Regions from separate parts of the Mus musculus genome. Here all the other regions are linked to region 4. Evidence: chromatin contacts called from ENCODE Hi-C or POLR2A ChIA-PET data. All regions are on one chromosome and are shown on one strand. The core of a region is the stretch at or near the end of the contact, and the rest is flanking DNA. Distances in the headings are between cores, read along the strand shown. Region 1 holds the start of 1700008J07Rik (RIKEN cDNA 1700008J07 gene). Region 2 holds the start of Kat8 (K(lysine) acetyltransferase 8). Region 3 holds the start of Zfp668 (zinc finger protein 668). Region 4 holds the start of Fbxl19 (F-box and leucine-rich repeat protein 19).

Region 1 (4,019 bases), core at 207-2,706, 230 kb after region 4:
CATTCACAACCTATTCTCTCATCATGTCATACAGTTTCTCCCATTAACATCAGCACACAAAATTTTATCTGAAGGTGAGCTCACCTGTGTGAGCAGAGACCACACCCCCTGTGAGAGTCTGCACTTCCACGGTGCCGTGCTGTACTGAAGGAAATCACACCTAAAACAGGAGAAGCAGCAGCAGTGAGGACACGACCCACATGTGTCAATCCATACTCATCTAAGGTTACGTACACCAGCTTTATTGGACTTTAAAATACATCCGAAGTCACTTCACAGAACAGTAACAGGGAAAGCTCATGCTTCAGAAAGTCATACAGTAAACTAGGCAAGGCTGTAGTAAATTGGGCAAGGCTCAGCCTTGGGGGTGGGGGTGGAGAAATGCTTCAGGGATTTAAGAGTATTCATTGCTCCTGCAGAGGTCCTGGGTTTTGTCCCAAGCACCTATATAGCAGCTCACAATAGCTCCAGCTCCAGTGGCCCAGATTATTCTTCTGGCCTGTCTGGACACCAAGCATGGATGTGGTGTATATACATGTTGTGGCAACAAAGCACAAAGTGTTTTGTACGGAGAATCTCACAGGGTTGTACATTCTGGCTGGGTAAGAGCAGAGAAGAAGACAACAAAACGTTTTAAAAGCTAAAAGTACTTAAAGCTCTGACAGACAACTGAAGGACAGAAACTTCTCATCTAGAAGTTAACAACGCCTCCTGGATGCCTGACAGCTTCCTTGTCTTTTCAATGAGGACTTAACAGAAATGAGGGCGGAGTTCCCCAAAACAAAAAGCAAATAGTTATAAAGTAAAGGAGGGCTATTTGAATACAGAAAGAGCGAGGTGGAACGGCCAAAGAACTTTAAAGAAAACGCTTTTCGTTTTTGGAGACAGGGTTTCTCTGTGTAGCCCTGGCTGTCCTGGAACTCACTTTGTAGACCAGGCTGTCCTCAAACTCAGAAATCTGCCTGCCTCTGCCTCCCAAGTGCTGGGACTAAAGGCGTGCGCCACCAACCGCCCGGCAAGAAAGAGCTTTATAAGCAGACTTAAGTGAGGAAGGCGCCAAGGAGCCCTAACAGCCGGAAACAAGCAGGGTTAATAAAGTATTCAAGATCCGGAAGCATTTGCCTAGTTAATTCCTTATCTAGGTGTTGTGCTGCCTTGATTCACCCTTCAGAAATTCCAAGGATTGGAGGTAATCCAAAACCATGAGGCCCCAACTATGGACTCCAGCCTTCTTTATGACCTCCCAATACCCCCCCACCCCCCCCGCAGTGGACTGACCCAGCATGACCCTTGACCTCTGCCAAGTTTTGACTCCTCAGACGGCGGCCCCGCCCCCTCGCGGTCGCCCACCCCACCCAACGTGCTCGACCGGCTGGGGGAGGCGCCGGCGCGTGCGCGGCCCGGAGGCGGGGTGAGCCGGCGGCGCGCACGGCCAGATTGGGGAGGGGAGGAGGGGGGGATTCCCGCCAGAACCCGATCCCATAGACCGGGTCACAGGACTCAGATGTCCGCGTCCGTCGGCGCCCCCACATCCACAGACCGCAAAGAGCTCGGGAAGGAAGGGTTCGTGCGCCAAGTCTCGGGCTCCTAAATGGCTTATGGTGGGCGCGCGCCCGGACTACTCGTCCCGTGCACCCCTTTCCCTCGTCCGCGCCCCCGAGGGGAGGCAGGTTGGTGGGCGGGCAGAAGCGCACCTGGGTCCGTCCTCTCGAGGGCTGCTCGTTCGCGCACGCGTGCGCAGAAGGGCAGGAGGGGGGCGAGGCGCCGCTCTGACACCAGGTGCCGCTCGGCCCGACGCCCTCCCCCCCACCCCCGGCTCCGGGAGCGCGCGCAGGCAACCTCGCTCGCCAGCCCCGGGGCCCCGCCGGGCGGTGCGCGCGCAGCACCCCGGGAAGGTGGGAAGCGGCGCTCGCAGATGCGCGCGCAGGCACCCGTCAGGGGAGGGGAAAGTGTGGGGCCTCCGCCATCTTGTCTCCCTCTCCTTACCTGCGTCCTCGGGGGCGTGCTCACCACCCCCCCTCCCGCCGAGGAGGGGGGAGGGCCCCCTCTTGGTCGCCGCCTTCACCACTTTAAATTCCCCTAAGGGCCGTAACACGAGCCACCCCGATGCTCCCACCGCTTCCAGTCACGCCGCGAAGAGGTGCTTGGTGAGTTGAAGAAAAAGGAGACGCTACTCCCAGCGACCCCGCCGCCGCCTCCGCTGCTCCCGAGGCCTCACCAAAATGGCCGCCGCCGTCTCGGCCGCCACCGCCACTAGCACCACCACTACCACCACCACCAAGGCTCGTTATCGCTACCGCCAGAGCGGCCCGTCTTCTCGCGATACACAGTAACTGGAGGCTGAAGGGGCGGGTAGGCTCGCGTGCTAGCGTAGGACTGTGCGGCGCAAAGCAAGGTGGGAGTTGTAGTTCGCTCCGAGGCTCCATGCTGGCCCAGCACGCTTCAATAGGTCTGAAACTCGTGCTGCATTGCAGCTGCCCACTGGGACCACCCTTTGGATTTCGGAGTTTTTGTTCTTACATATCACCCAGTGAAATGAAACAAATGAGTAGAAGAGCTTAGACCTACTGATTCCTACAGCAGTTACTTTTTGTTTTTGAAAGGTGAGGTCTAACAATGTAGCCTTGGCTGACATGGACTCGCTATGTAGATCAAGCTAACCTTAAACTTACAAAGTTGCTCCTGCGTCTGCCTGGAATGAACGTATGCACCACCACTACCAGCTGCGGTTGACTTTGTAACACCGGTTTTCCCAAGAACTCTCAAATACAAGTACCATAGGTTTGCAGTCTTTTACATTTAAGAACTATTTTGAGAGGTTGAGAACATAGCTCAGTGATTAAGAATATTGGCTGCTTCCACTTTGAGAGGACATTCTATCTCCACACTAAAGAAGCTCCTAACAGTTATTCCAGTTCCAAGGAATCCGACACCCTCTTCTGGCCTCAGAGAGCAATACACAAACACGGTGCACAGACATACACGCAAGTAAAACTCCCATTCAAGTCAAATAAAAATCCTTAAGGAAAAAAAGGCTGGGTGGTGGTGGCTCATGGCTTTTAATCCCAATAGAGGCTGACGAATCTCTGACTTCAGAGCCATCCTGGTCTATGAAGCTAGCTCTAGGACAACCAAAGCTACAGAGAAAAATTCCTGTGTCTAGGGGGGAAAAAATCTCTTAGAGAATCTGATACTCCCTTCCGATTTTAAGGATGCATTTATTATCTACAACGGTTCCAAGGAAGATTTTGAGCCATTGGTTACATAACAAGACCCTGCCCCAAAACATAACTAATAATTAAGAAAACAGGATAAAAATAAATCAGCGATGGACAGAGGAGAAGCTATTGAGGGGAAATGGAAGTTGAATAGAGACTGGAAGAAAGATTCTTTACAGCTAGGTATGGTAGCATAAATGCACAATCCCAATTTACTGGTTGAGGCCAACCTGTGCTGTTGCATAAGTCAATACAAACAACCACACAGAGCACACACACACTAATATTCTAAAGTTCAAGATTATCCTGTCTAAAAAAAAGGATATGCATATAATCTTATAGTAACTATGTGTTGCTTTTTTTCACTTTAGTACTTTAAAGGTGTGTGTGTGTGTTTAAATAATTTACAGAGGCAGAGCTGGAGAGATGTTTTAAGTGGTTAAGAGCACTGGCTGCTCTTCTAGAGAACACAGGGTTTGATTCTCAGCACCCACATGGAAGCTTTTAACAGTTTCTAACTTTAGTCTTAAGGGAATTGAAACCTTCTAATACATAGACATACATTCAGGCAAACACTTATAAAAATAAATTCTAAAATTACAGAGGTAATAAATATTTGCTTTTGTAAAAATAAATGTAGTATGAATTATCAGTAAAAGGATTATCTGCAAAAAAAAAAAAAATTCCTAAATGTTCCCAGTACCCTGCCTAGAGAATTCTACCCAGAAGTAATCAGTGTTGAGTCCCCTATATCTAAATGATACCATAGTATGAATTGTTTCACACTTTTGCTTACACTTT
Region 2 (3,831 bases), core at 644-3,143, 170 kb before region 4:
TGGGTAAGGGCACCCGACTGCTCTTTCAAAGGTCCGAAGTTCAAATCCCAGCAACCACATGGTGGCTCACAACCACCCTTAATGAGATCTGATGCCCTCTTCTGGTGTATCTGAAGACAACTACAGTGTACTTACATATAATAAATAAATAAAATAAAAAAAATAATAAAAAAAAAAGAGAGACTAGGGGCGAGAGAGATGGCTCAGTAGTTAAGAGCATTGACTGCTCTTCCGCAGGTCCCGAGTTCAAATCCCAGCAACCACATGGTGGCTCATAACCATCTGTAATGAGATCTGAGACCCTCTTCTGGGGTGTCTGAAGACAGCTACAGTGTACTTACATATAATAAATAAATAGGGGCTGGTGAGATGGCTCAGTGGGTAAGACACCCGACTGCTTTTCCGAAGGTCTGAAGTTCAAATCCCAGCAACCACATGGTGGCTCACAACCACCCAGAATGAGATCTGACTCCCTCTTCTGGAGAGTCTGAGGACAGCTACAGTGTACTTACATGTAATAAATAAATAAATTTTAAAAATAATAATAAAAAATAAATAAATAACTTTTTAAAAAACAAAAATTAAGAGATGAGTAAGAGCTAGCCAGGAAGACATGAGATTACTTATAGCAAGAGCAGGTGATAAAAGGCACATAAACACATAGTTTTGGCGGGCAGAGCAAGATTGGTCTGGCAATAGCCCTTACTAGAAGTGCCTAGAAACTGGAAAGGTCTCAGACACCTTTAATCCCAGCACTTGGGAGGCAGAGGCAGGCGGATTTCTTCTGAGTTCGAGGCCAGCCTGGTCTACAGAGTGAGTTCCAGGACAGCCAGGGCTACACAGAGAAACCCTGTCTCGAAAAAACAAAAAACAAAACAAAAAACAAACAAACCCAGTCTAAGGAGTTTAATTATGTTTTGAGACAAGGTCTCTCTATGTAGTCCTGGCTCTTCTGGAACTTGCTATGCAGACCAGGCTGGCCTCAAACTCACAGCCTTCCCAGGGCTGGGATTAAAGGTGTATGCCACCATGACCGACATTTATTCGTTTAAATTAGATGTATTTATCGTATTAGGGGGTGGGGGATACTCTTATATGGATTCTGAGGGCAAACAGTAAGAATCATTGTCTCCTTCTACCATGTGGGTCCTGGGGACAGAACTCAAATCACCAGACTTGGTGACAAATACCTTTATGTCCTGAGCCATCTCAGCTCGGAGTTTATTTTGAAGCCAGCAGCTTGAGGTTTATTTTGAAGAGGGAAAGAAAAGGAAGAAAAGATAAGGAAGATAAGGAAACGTGTTTTTAGGAACTGGGCTGTCCTCTTTGCTGGCGATGAGGGGGCAAGAGAAATGTAAAGACAGACAACAAAACACCAATGAAGGAACAGATATAGCAAAAAAAAAAAAAAATGAAGCCTGAAATCGAACCAGAGTGAATGTTCACAGGCCAACTCTGTATTCAGCTGACTGGTGGCTTTACAGGTGAAAACAAGCATGGCCTGACTCCAACCTCCAATTACAAAGTGGGCTTCTCAGCTCCCGAAATCCCGCCTTCTTACCTGAGTCACCACCCTGGCCCCAAGACTCCCAGCCCCACAGAGCGCCCATTCCTAGGCCATGCCCATTCCCTAAATCCCGCCCCTAGGCCCTGGGCCCCGCCCTCACGCCAGGTGCTATCCGGCCGCCGGCACAGGTACGTTTCTCCGATCTCCACGGTGACTTCTGGTTCGCCACGCGCCGGAGTCGGCGGAGAGACCCGGCCCGGGGACCGGGCAGGCCCCTCGACTGCTGCATTTTCCCCCGGGCCGGGCTCTCCCTCCCCTACAGTTCCTGAAGTTGTTGCAGCAACTGCAGCTGTAGCTCCCTGTGCCGCCATTGCTGTGCCGGAAGTGACCGGCCAGAGAGCCGCTTTTATTTCCGGATCAGTGGGGGCGGGCATAGTCTTGCGTGTTGGAGGTGGGGAGGTTGTGACGTGGCAAGGTTTTGTTTTGTGCGTACTGCGTGTGGCTGTTGTTGCTAAAAATTGGCCCAACTTGAGACAGGGTCTAATTACAGTCCTAACTGACCTGGAACTCGCTATGTAGACCATACTGGCCTCGAGATCCACCTGCTTCTGCCTTTTGAGTCCTGGTATTTAAAGACGTGCACCGCCACACCCGGACTTAGCTATTTTTGTGGAGTTGTTTGTTGTGACATAGCCCGGGCTGCCTACACACTTGCTGACCTAGCTCCTCCTGCCTTGGGTTCCCGAATGCTGGGATTAAAGGCGAGCATTCCTATTTCTTGAGAAAGGTTCTCAGAGGCTAGCCTGAAATTCATTGAACGTGCAGCAGTATCCTGGGGATTACAGTTGTACTCTATCACTGAATTAAGTTTTATGGGATGCTTGGGGCCAAAACCCAGGGCTTTTTATATGCTACCCACTCTATATTTGCGTCTCTCGCTCAGGGTGGGAGCAAAAACCAGTTGAGACAGGAAAAGAACAGGTGTGCCAAATAAACTACCTTCAAAATAAACTTACTCACTCTTTCTCTCTCTTTTTTTTTCAAGACCGGGTTTCGCTGTGTAGCCTTGGTTGTCCTGGAACTCACTCTGTAGACCAGAAATCTGCCTGCCCCTGCCTCCCATGTGCTGGAATTAAAGGCCTGCACCACCACTGCCCGGCAACTTCTTTTCTCTTAAGAATTTCATGTAGCGGGGCTGGAGAGATGGCTCAGCAGTTAAGAGCACTGACTGCTCTTATGAAGGTCCCGAGTTAAGACCCCATGGTGGCTCACAACCATCCATAACAAGATGTGACACCCTCTTCTGGAGTGTCTAAAAACAGCTACAGTGTACATGTATTTACATATAATAAATAAATAAATCTTTGAAAAACAAAAACAAAAAACCTCGAGCGTGGCCAGGGAGAACCTTGAGTGGTTGTCTAACCTCCACCTTTCAAATGTTGAGGTTAGGATGGCACCACACCAGGTTCATGCACTGCTAGAGATTGTACCCGAAGCTTCATTAATGTTAGGCAAACACTACCACTGAACATCTCCAGCCAAGAAGGGTTTGAGCAGGGAGACAGTGCCTGGAGAATCTGTAGTGACACTCCTCCAAGTACAGAATACCAATTCTCTGAGACTCAGTAAAGGTTAAACCATATATACATATGGTTAAGTCATAGCTTTATATAAGCTATATAGCAGCATTCAAGGTAAACTTATTGGTAGATGAATTGGAGTAACACATGTCTAATTTGCTGTTTAACTTCACCTTTCTACACACACACACACACACACACACACACACACACACGTGTTTTCCTTAATTACTGTATTGGGGCACCGGACACCTTTAATAGCTTGCCCAGTGCATACTACTTTAGGAACTGCGTTGTGGGCGAACTAGTCGATGAAAAGAAGCAGCACTGTAAGACCTTTGTTTTTTAGGGATGATAATGCCAGCCAGTTCCTCCTTAGCTGGCTTACTGGAATAAAGCTCCTTTTCTCACGCTCTATTGTTGAGACTGACTGGCTCCTGCCACATGGTTTTACGTACCCAGCATGCACTGGTAACTTTTACAGTAGCACACAACAGTGTGTTGAGTCAGAGTAGGGCTGGATAAACATCTCATTTAGACATTCTCTGAAAGTTCTTTGATTCATAATTTGGTGATCAGTTTTCATAAGGTTTCTTTTTTTTTTTTTTTTTTTTTTTTGGTTTTTCGAGACAGGGCTCCTCTGTATAACCCTGGCTGTCCTGGAACTCACTCTGTAGACCAGGCTGGCCTCGAACTCAGAAATCTGCCTGCCTCTGCCTTCCGAGTGCTGGGATTAAAGGT
Region 3 (4,463 bases), core at 819-3,318, 130 kb before region 4:
CTCTGGAGGGCCAAGCGATTAGAAAAATCCTTGCCACAGGTGGTACAGGGGAAAAAAAGAGTCTCATGGTTCCTCTGATGGTTGGCCAAGTTCTCCGGGTGACTGCCATAGGGGTGAGGGATGCCATCGGCTTCCTCCCCGTCCTGCTTAGCAGATGAATGGCGCAGTTCTCGATGCCGTGCCAGTTCTGGGAGGTTAGGAAAGTGGCGCTGACAGTCAGAGCAACTGAATGAGAGGGGCATGTCCTCCATGAGGCAAAGCGGTAGAAAACCCCTGGAGGCTCAGGAGGGACAGACAGGTGGCAGCAGCATTCTCTCTGCAGAAGGGCTGAGGCCTAGAAAGGGGGGACAGTAGTCAGAAGGAAGGATCGAGTCAGTTTTGTTTCTTGGTTACTAAAGCAAGTCGCAAAGAGGTTCCCCAAACATCCATGCCAAGGGACCCGCTCTCTCTTAGGTCTGGAGGTTCAGAAAGCCTCGCTATGCACAAACTCCTAGAAATGTTCCCCCAGGTTTAAGTCATCTCTAGAGCCTGAGAGAAATAAGGAAAATAAAATCTGGAGCCTAGACAGACTGATTTTGTTTTTTAGGTTATATATAATGGATCTTATTGATCTTCAGACTGTGCACTCTATCATTCTGACAACCTAACAAAAATCTATGAGGTGTGTGTTTGTTTTTGTAACAACGAACCAGAACTATTTGCTTTTGAGATATGGTCTCAGCTCACTGTAAAGTTCAAGCTGCTCTGGGATTCCCTCAGTCGCCCAAACTAGTTTCACACTTATGAATTTTCCTACCTCAGACTCCTGAGAGTTGAGATTGAAGGAGACAGCCACGACTGTTGGGCAGGCCTTACACAGACGTGCAACCTTTCTTTCTTCACTCTTCAGCTAAACCGAGTGGTCTGAAAAGAATGGCAGAGCAGCTGCTTTCTTCAGTGGTCACCTATGTGTTGTAGAAGGTAGAGGCCCTCTTAGGGACGAACCTGGCTTCAGTGGTCACCTATGTGTTGTAGAAGGTAGAGGCCCTCTTAGGGATGAACCTGGCCTTTTCAGCATCACACTGTTTCCCTGTTAGGCGTTAGTTTTACTTCCTTTAAGTACATTTAATCCCATTCCATTTCAGGTTGAAAGTTCATTTTATTCTCTGCCTTTTCTATCCCCTACCTACCTTACCTTGCTGTCTCCAACACTTTTCATTCCCTCTTCTACTTTTTCTCTAAATTATGATAGCAACTCAGGCTGGACAGTACCATGGGCCAAGCACTGCTGTTACACAAGTGTATTTGGGGTGGGTGGGTGGCATTTCAGACAGGGTCTTACTATGTAGCCCTCGCTTCCCAAACTGGGACTAGAATCATGCGACACTATGATAAGCTTGTAAGTACATTTACACCACTAAATCCAAAGCCGTGTTACCTCGTTTTTTTACATAAACTCACTTCAAGAGGCAACCTTCATTCCAAAACCAGCAGCAGCTATTCATTTCTGCCACATCATCTGGCCTTTCTCCGGGGCTGACTAGTCTCCTGGGACCCTAGCACAACTATTTCTAATCTCACCAGCTGAGCCTGGTCCCAGAATTCTCACTTCTCAAAACTCCTTCACTCGAGTCCCCTTTTCCTAACCAACCACCATCACATTCCTGTAGAGTCACTCGTCTTTTCTGCCAATTTCTTCTCTAGATCCCTACCTCGCACCAGGAGTGCCTTCTGGTTCCCGCCGCCGGCGCGTCCGTTGGAGGTCGTGAACGGGAGCGCGCCTGCGCACTGGGACCCTTACCCTAACTGCAGCCGCGAGCCATAAGTGGTGGCTGGTGCGAGAGTTCTCGAGCCCATACACACGCACACTCAGCCAGGGTACCCGGGAGTGGTAGCTGAGGGAAAGGTGCGGGAGAGAGGAGGAGGTAGAGGGAGCAGGGACAGCTGGTATGAACCCAGAGTCTAGCCCAGTTCCGCGGACACTTCCTATTGTTACCAGGAACCAGGAAGTGTCCTAGATGCTAATGCTTCCCCGCGAAACTTCCGCCTGGGAACACTTCCTGTCCCTCCCGCGGGCAGTGTTTCCGCACGGACACGCTTCCGGCGCTAGGTTCCGGGTGGGCCCGACTGTTTGTTTTCTTTTTGTTGTTTTGAGACTGGGTCTAACTCTGCAGCCCGGGCCGGCCTCGAGCTCGGAGCAATCCTCCTGCCTCAATTTCCAGAATGCTGGAGCTCCCAGGCAGCGTGAGCCCCCACGCTCCGCTGCGGGCGCAGCTCTGGCTCCGCCCACGCAGGTCGGCGCGGCGTTCGGATGGATTTAAGCCACACTTCCGTCCAGAGCTGCTGAAACCCTTCGCGTGCTTATTCGGGCAGTACGGTCACAGGAAAGACCCTGCAGCCCCGGCTACGGCGCTTTGGTGACACTTTTCACGAGGTTCCATAAAAGCTTCTTCCCAGGGCTGGCGTGGAGGGATCCTCGCTGAGTCCTTTCCTCGCTGTTAGAGGAAATGTGGACTCGACGTGGACGCGGGCACCACAAAGCCCGAGCGCCCTCTCCGCATCGTCCCACCTCCTAGCTCCTGCAGACGCTTCCGGCGACTTGGCGGGTGTCCGCCGTCAATCAGCCCGGCGTGCCAGCCCCTCAGCACCCAGAAACCCTTCGCAAGATACTTCTCTGCTTCCGCAGGCTCGGGGCTGCTTCCCTAAGTTTTTCCTTCCTCCCGAGCAAGGAAGGCGGCCTTCCACTTCCGCCGTCTGCCCGGCGGCCCCTCCCCGCCCTCCCTCCGGGTCCTAGCGCCTGCCCCTCTCCGACTGTCCCGAGCTCCGTCGGCGCCAGGCACCGCCGCCAAAGCTGCGGAGCCTGCGAAAACCGATCCAGGTAGGACACGCCGGCGGGAAGTCGCGGGGGCTCGGGCAGCGGCCCCCGACGCGGTTTGGGGTGCTCCCGGCTTCACGTGTGCTGCCGAGCGGACGGAGTTGACCAGGCGCGAGCATCCCGGGCGGGGCGAGCCGTGAGCGGCCTCGGGCGGGCTGCGGGCCCAGCAGGTCCTAGAACCCGCCCGGTGCCCGCCGGTCAGTGCTTTGGATGCCCAGGCTCAGCGGACGCGACTGCCGGCCCTGCTCGGCGCGGACCCGGGGGTCCTAGAGTCCGCCATGTTCCGGGCTTTTGTCTGAGTGGCGAGGGCCTCGTCGCCGAGTCCTTGGCGGCTGCGCCCCCCCTCCCAGTCCGAGGTTCTGCCCGCCCCTCCCGCGGTCCTAAAGAACGCCATTTTGCAGGTCTTTGTCCTGCTCTGAATCCTCCGTCCATTCATTTCTTCATGCCTTCCTTCTTCATTCATTCTGCCCTGTTCCGCTCGCCGAAGCTACGTTATCCTAGGGTTTAGTCCCAAATGAGTCAGCATACAGCCCCGCTCTGCGGGGGCTGCCTGTCTGGCGAGGACACCCGCACAAACACGGTTGCAGAGAGCGAGGAGCGCTGGGTTTCTGCAGGTCTTGTCCCTCCTCAGAGAGTCTGGTAGGCCCTACTGCCCTGCAAACTCCCGTATGCTGTTCCACTATTCCACTGAAGAAATTGAGTCCCCGAGCGCGATGCATCCCTCATCTTACAGCTCGTTATTATTTTTGTGGGGAATGGAGTATTGGAAGCATGCAAGTATCTTCCCATGGGAGAAGGAAAAGGAGGGACAAAGGGAATTGCATATGGAGGTGGTAAAGTTTGTGAATTGTTGATGGAGCTTTGGTTGCTGACCAGAGTGGACGCTGCTACAGAATCTGAGGGTGGAAAAATGGGATCATGTGAGCTGACTGGTTGTTAGGCCTAGGATATCATTAAACATTCACCACAACACAGTTTCATCAAAAGGCTCAAGGTTTGGGAGGCTTATATGTTGACCTATTTGAGGATTATATCTAGATGCCTCTTTTTTTTTTTTTTTTTTTTTTTTTTTTTTTTTTACCACACCTGCGCTGCTCCCTCAAACCCAGCTTTGGGGACACTGAGTCTCATTAACGTGTGAGAAATTAAAATGTCATCTCTCTTACTGGGTTTCATCACAACAGTAAACAAATTGGAGTACTAGGGTGATACTTGAACCATGTGACCTTGTAAAAAACGGGGCATTTAAGTTAATAAATAGTTGGTGACTGACTCTCACAAACTCCTACAGTGGAAGAGGCAGAGGCTATAGACCTGGGTGTGAATTCCACCAGAAGTTTGCTCTCAGTCACCAAACAGTTTTGGAGTAACAGGTGCGTAGAACAAAGTTCCCTGGACCCGATTGCTGGAGGTGAAAAATTAAGAACCAAATAATAACATATGCTAGTGCTACAATAGTCAAGGGGACAGATGGCAGAAATGTCCATATCTGACTACTTGGCTTCAAATACCAGCTAAGTCTGTGGTAATTGCCTGGCTTTTCTGTGTTATCTCTTATATCTCGTGTGTTTTTGTAGCACATGTGTGGAGGTCAGAGAACAACTTACTG
Region 4 (4,302 bases), core at 91-2,590:
TGTGTCCTGAGCAGAGGGCCACTCCCTCAAGACCTCCCGCCTGCTGGAAGGAGGGACACTGAGGCCCCTCCTCTAACATCCCAAGCCCAGGTTCCTGGAAAAGGCTTCAGATCTGTAGCATTACCTGAGGGAGCTTCAACTCATACCTGTTGTTACCCACACCCCCCATTCCCTCACTGATTTACCTCCAGATTCCAGGGGCATGCACCACACTCTTTCCCCTCTCCCTTCTCTCACGTGGGTACTTAGTCATCCAAACCTTTCAAACCTTGGTACTCTAGCCAGACCCACTCCATTTCTAGTGACCCAGTGTGTGCTCTCCACTTCCCCGGGCTGACACCCCTGAAATGCTTAGTGTCCCCTCTCAGCCCACACACAAGTCCTTGGGGGCTCCAAATTATCCAATAGGATCCCTCAGGCAATCTGGGTAATCTCCCAGACTCCCTAGGATTCTACAAGTTGCCCTAACATCTCAACAAAATTCAAGGTGGGCTCGGCTTTAGGTCTTCCCGCCCCCATTCACATCTTACCAGCCTGCTTTTCATCCCTAATTGTCTGGAATCCCTGGGGCTCTCCTGCCCCTGGAAACCAGATCCTCTGAAATCCCACATGGACTCAGCAAGCCTGGGGGGGTCTCTTCCCAATCAGTCTTAGACCTGCTTCCCCCAGGCTTCTCCCTTTCCAAGGACTTCCAGACCATCCACAGGGTATGGGGCCCTCCAGCACTCCGGGGGAGGGGCCTAGAGGGCGGCGACTGGAGGCGGGGTGGAGGGGGAGGTCTGCAAGGGGCAGCAGGGTCGGGGAAGGAAGGCCACTTCCCTGGGGTTGGAGGTTATAGGAGAGAAGGTTGGAGAAGGAGTTTGGAGCAAAGGGAGGGTGAGGCTGGGGGCGGGGAAGGAAGGGAGAGGCCAGGCTGAGGATGAATGGGAGTGGGAGCTGCCCAGGTCTGGGGGTGAGGAGGAGCCGCATGAACCCACCTCACACGTGTCCCGGGAGCCATCTCTCCCTTCTCGGCAGCTCCCGGCGGGTCGGCGGCCATCGGCGGCGGGGGGGCCGGGCGGCGCGGGGCGCTGAACGCTCAGAACGCCGGGGTCCACGGCCCCCCGAGGGCGCTCGGCCCCTCCCTCCGGCGGAGGCCGGGACAGCAGCGAGTGGAGATGGGGAGCGCCGGGGGCGAGGCCCTCCCACGGGCTGCGGCGCGGCCCTTCCAGGGGGAGGTCCTGCTCTGGGGGGCTCAGTCCCTCAGCCCCCCCAGGCCAACGGGGGCTCCTCGGGCGCAGGGTGCTCAGCTTTTGCCCGGGCCCCACTCAGTCCCGGGTATGAGTCTCAGCTCCCCACCCCCACCTTTCCCCAAAGCCCCCGACCCTTAACTGGCCCCTTCCCAGCTCCAACTGCCCAGGGGTCCAGGGAAAGACCAGGGGCCCCCCACCGTTTCCGGGGTTCAAACCCCGCCCACCGCCGGTTCCCGGGGAGGGGGGGGTCGCTGCAACCTGCCCCCCTCCCCTGGGTCCGCCCCTGTACTGCGGCCCCCTGACCTACAGAGACAGGGCGCGCAGAGGGGGGTGAAGGAAGCTGCTCCGGCCCCGCCCCCCCCAGCCTGCACGCGCCCCCGCCCTCCCCCCTTCAAACGCGCGACCCTCAAGATATAAAGATTTAAATAAAATTTGAATAAATCCACTCCTAAAATGGGAGGGTATAAGGAAAGGATGGGGCAGAGGCAGGAAGGGGGTGGGGGCAGTTGGGATGTCTTAGCACCCCTACTCCCCTAGCCTCGCGCTGCTTCGGCCCTGGGCCCAGGTCGCCGCTCTCATCCCTCCTCAGCTCCTTCCTCCTTCCTCCTCTCCTCCCTCTTCCCTCCCTTCTTCCCACCTCCTCCTCCTTTTTACTCCCTCCTTCTCCCAGAGGAACCCCGCCCCCTTCTCCCTCCTTCCTTCACCACCTTTACTTTCCAGGACGAGCGCGTGCAAAGCACGACGGGAGTTGTAGTTCTCCAAATTCTAGCACTATCGTGGGAAAAGTGGGACACAAGGGCCAGCCGGTACTACAAATACGATGGCGAGAAGGATGCCACGCTGGAAGCCGAGCATGGCGGGAATTATAGTCCAGTTGACCCGAGACTCCCCGTAGCAGGACATAGAGAAGGAGCGGGAAGAATGACTACAAGCAAGATGGCCTTTTCCCCCGACCCGACCTCCTTTCCAGGCACTCACACGCCCTCTGGTCCACAACCCTCCGCGCGTGTGGTACCTGACGGGAGTCGCAGTCCAGCTGCTGCCTTCCCGCTGCCATTTCTACTCATCAGGAACAATGGAAAGGTGAAAAGAAACGAGGACTACAAGCAAGATGGCGATCGAGGGGCGTACACCTAATAAGTCGATCTTATGAAGTGGGATGGGAATAGTAGTTTTCTAGCCTTCCTATGTTCCTTTAAGAATGCCAGAACCGGGAGGATAAAGAGACTACCGTAAAGATGGCAGGATACCTAACCTTTCCTGGCTGCTTCATTCTACCACTTGGAGCTCCTCGCCCGCCTGAACTATCAAAATCCCGCACTCGATGATGCAAAGCCAGACGGGAATTGTAGTCTTCCTCGCTCCCCTCTTTATCTTCTGTCGAGACAATGGAAGTGAGCGGGGCGGGGACTACCACAAAGATGGAGGGTGAAGGAGCACATGATGCTATGGGATTTGTAGTCCAACCGCTAATACTATTCTCGGCGGATGTGTAGGAGAGGACTACTACAGAGATGGCAACCTAGTCGCTTGCCCCTCGGTGCCGGTACCTGGTGGGTTATGTAGTCTCTGCTTTAGTTGTACAGAGAAAGGACGCTACTGTTGAAATATGTATCACCGTGAACACGCCAAATTGCTAGCGGACGGAAACGGAAAGTCTCTTTGCTCTTGGCCTCCTTTTCTAAAGGGCTTGCAGGGAAATGTAGTCCCAAGTTTTCATTCTCCAGTGGCGGAGAATTGATGTCACCTGTGGGAATCAGTGCGGGAGAGAGAAACATCGGAGTGACCTGGGAATATAGAATGTCCGCCTTTTCGGATCGTGAAGATTTCATATTTTAAAAGAACGCAAACCATAACCAATATTGTCGCGACAAGGGAGGCGTGGTTCTCTCCGAAAAGTATACCCACGCTGTTGTTCCTTATAAAGACTGGACGTCTCGCACACGATGCTTCCTATCTTAAACCTTTGCAAATTAATACCTTACACGTGGTGCGAACCAAAGGAAGACGACCTTGGAATATACAAAATCTCCTTTCCACCGTAGGAAGTCATCAGACCTAAGTTTCTTACCCGAAAGGGGTTATGATTAATACTCACCTCCACGCTGAATTAGCGTTAAAAGTATTCAAGAAAGTAACCAGTTCTGGCACGGGGCGTGTGGCTGCAGTTATTTTTTCGAGCTCCCTTTCAGCCCAGCCGTTTTGGAAGCCCAGGAATCCATCATGCCGGACAGTTAGCTTCTGCGAAAAGAAAATTGACGAGTAGGCTACCCCCATCTTAACCCCCACCCCTCCCTCTTCAGTCCTCATCTGAGTCTTCCAACCATCTCTACCCAGCACTCTTCCCAGGGGGCGCCCTCTCTCCTTTTAACAGAGGACGCACACACTGACCAAATTTTCTCAACCTGAATTGTAGCCTTTGGAGCTGTGAAGCCTCATGCCTTGTCTTTTGAGCCTTGGAGGCTTCCGGTGAACTCTCAGTTGCCAAAGGGACTGCTTTGTGCCATGTGGATGACCTCCTGCGTCCTAGAAAATTTGCTCAGTACTACCCCAAGCCAATCTCTGCTTCCTTGTCTCTGCTGGGTTTCCAGCCCTACTGGAGACTTGGTGGGTGTGGTTTTTCTGCTTAGGAAGTTAACTCCGGTCAAAACTGTGTCAAGTCTCAGTTTGCTAGGACTACTAGCCTTAACCTAAGTAGGGGCTCCTTGCAGCCCCGTAACAGTCGTGGCTCCCAGGGAAGTGTCTGTCCATTTTAAATCCACACGGCGGCGTTTCTTTCAACTAGCAAGGACTGCTTTCTGGCCTTCTAGCGCTCTCCTTGCGTGGACCAAAGTTGTACTTTTTCATCCATCCCACGTCTCCACCCAGTTGTTTACCCATCAAGTTCCTATTAAAATTCCACTGCCACAATAAAACCTTCTAGTAATTCCCAGATGAGCTTTGTTTAGTGTCCTTTCCACTAACTTGGAAGCTTGCTGGATGCACCTCACAGGTGTTGTTTGGTTTTGCCCTGCTGGGAATCAAACCAGATATCATTGATGGGAGGCAAAGCACTCTGCAAGGAGTTTAC

The links. A loop is a pair of places that touch in the nucleus more often than their neighbours do. ChIA-PET counts read pairs that join two places held with the same protein, here RNA polymerase II (POLR2A).
Region 1: a map of left cerebral cortex shows a loop between it and region 4 (3-fold over the local background). The contact joins the promoter of 1700008J07Rik here to the promoter of Fbxl19 in region 4. A Hi-C loop is called at or near these places in 1 of 37 maps with a recorded cell type or tissue (left cerebral cortex). POLR2A ChIA-PET finds 5 or more read pairs at or near these places in 2 of 5 experiments (Patski and embryonic stem cell).
Region 2: POLR2A ChIA-PET joins it to region 4 with 10 read pairs in embryonic stem cell. The contact joins the promoter of Kat8 here to the promoter of Fbxl19 in region 4. POLR2A ChIA-PET finds 5 or more read pairs at or near these places in 3 of 5 experiments (Patski and embryonic stem cell).
Region 3: POLR2A ChIA-PET joins it to region 4 with 11 read pairs in Patski. The contact joins the promoter of Zfp668 here to the promoter of Fbxl19 in region 4. POLR2A ChIA-PET finds 5 or more read pairs at or near these places in 2 of 5 experiments (Patski and embryonic stem cell).

The regions. Positions count from the first base shown.
Region 1 is chr7:127,510,306-127,514,324 of GRCm38, reverse strand. It overlaps 1700008J07Rik (RIKEN cDNA 1700008J07 gene), which reads left to right and starts at 1,456. Exons shown (of 1, transcript NR_024331.1): 1 at 1,456-3,887. It overlaps Srcap (Snf2-related CREBBP activator protein), which reads right to left and starts at 2,342. Exons shown (of 34, transcript NM_001304266.1): 1 at 1,987-2,342; 2 at 85-160.
Region 2 is chr7:127,910,579-127,914,409 of GRCm38, reverse strand. It overlaps Kat8 (K(lysine) acetyltransferase 8), which reads right to left and starts at 1,893. Exons shown (of 11, transcript NM_026370.2): 1 at 1,668-1,893. The coding sequence starts at 1,878.
Region 3 is chr7:127,874,441-127,878,903 of GRCm38, reverse strand. It overlaps Zfp668 (zinc finger protein 668), which reads left to right and starts at 2,068. Exons shown (of 3, transcript NM_146259.4): 1 at 2,068-2,857. It overlaps Zfp646 (zinc finger protein 646), which reads right to left and starts at 1,203. Exons shown (of 3, transcript NM_172749.4): 1 at 797-1,203; 2 at 1-334. The coding sequence starts at 251.
Region 4 is chr7:127,743,813-127,748,114 of GRCm38, reverse strand. Fbxl19 (F-box and leucine-rich repeat protein 19) reads right to left here and starts at 1,340. Exons shown (of 11, transcript NM_172748.2): 1 at 978-1,340.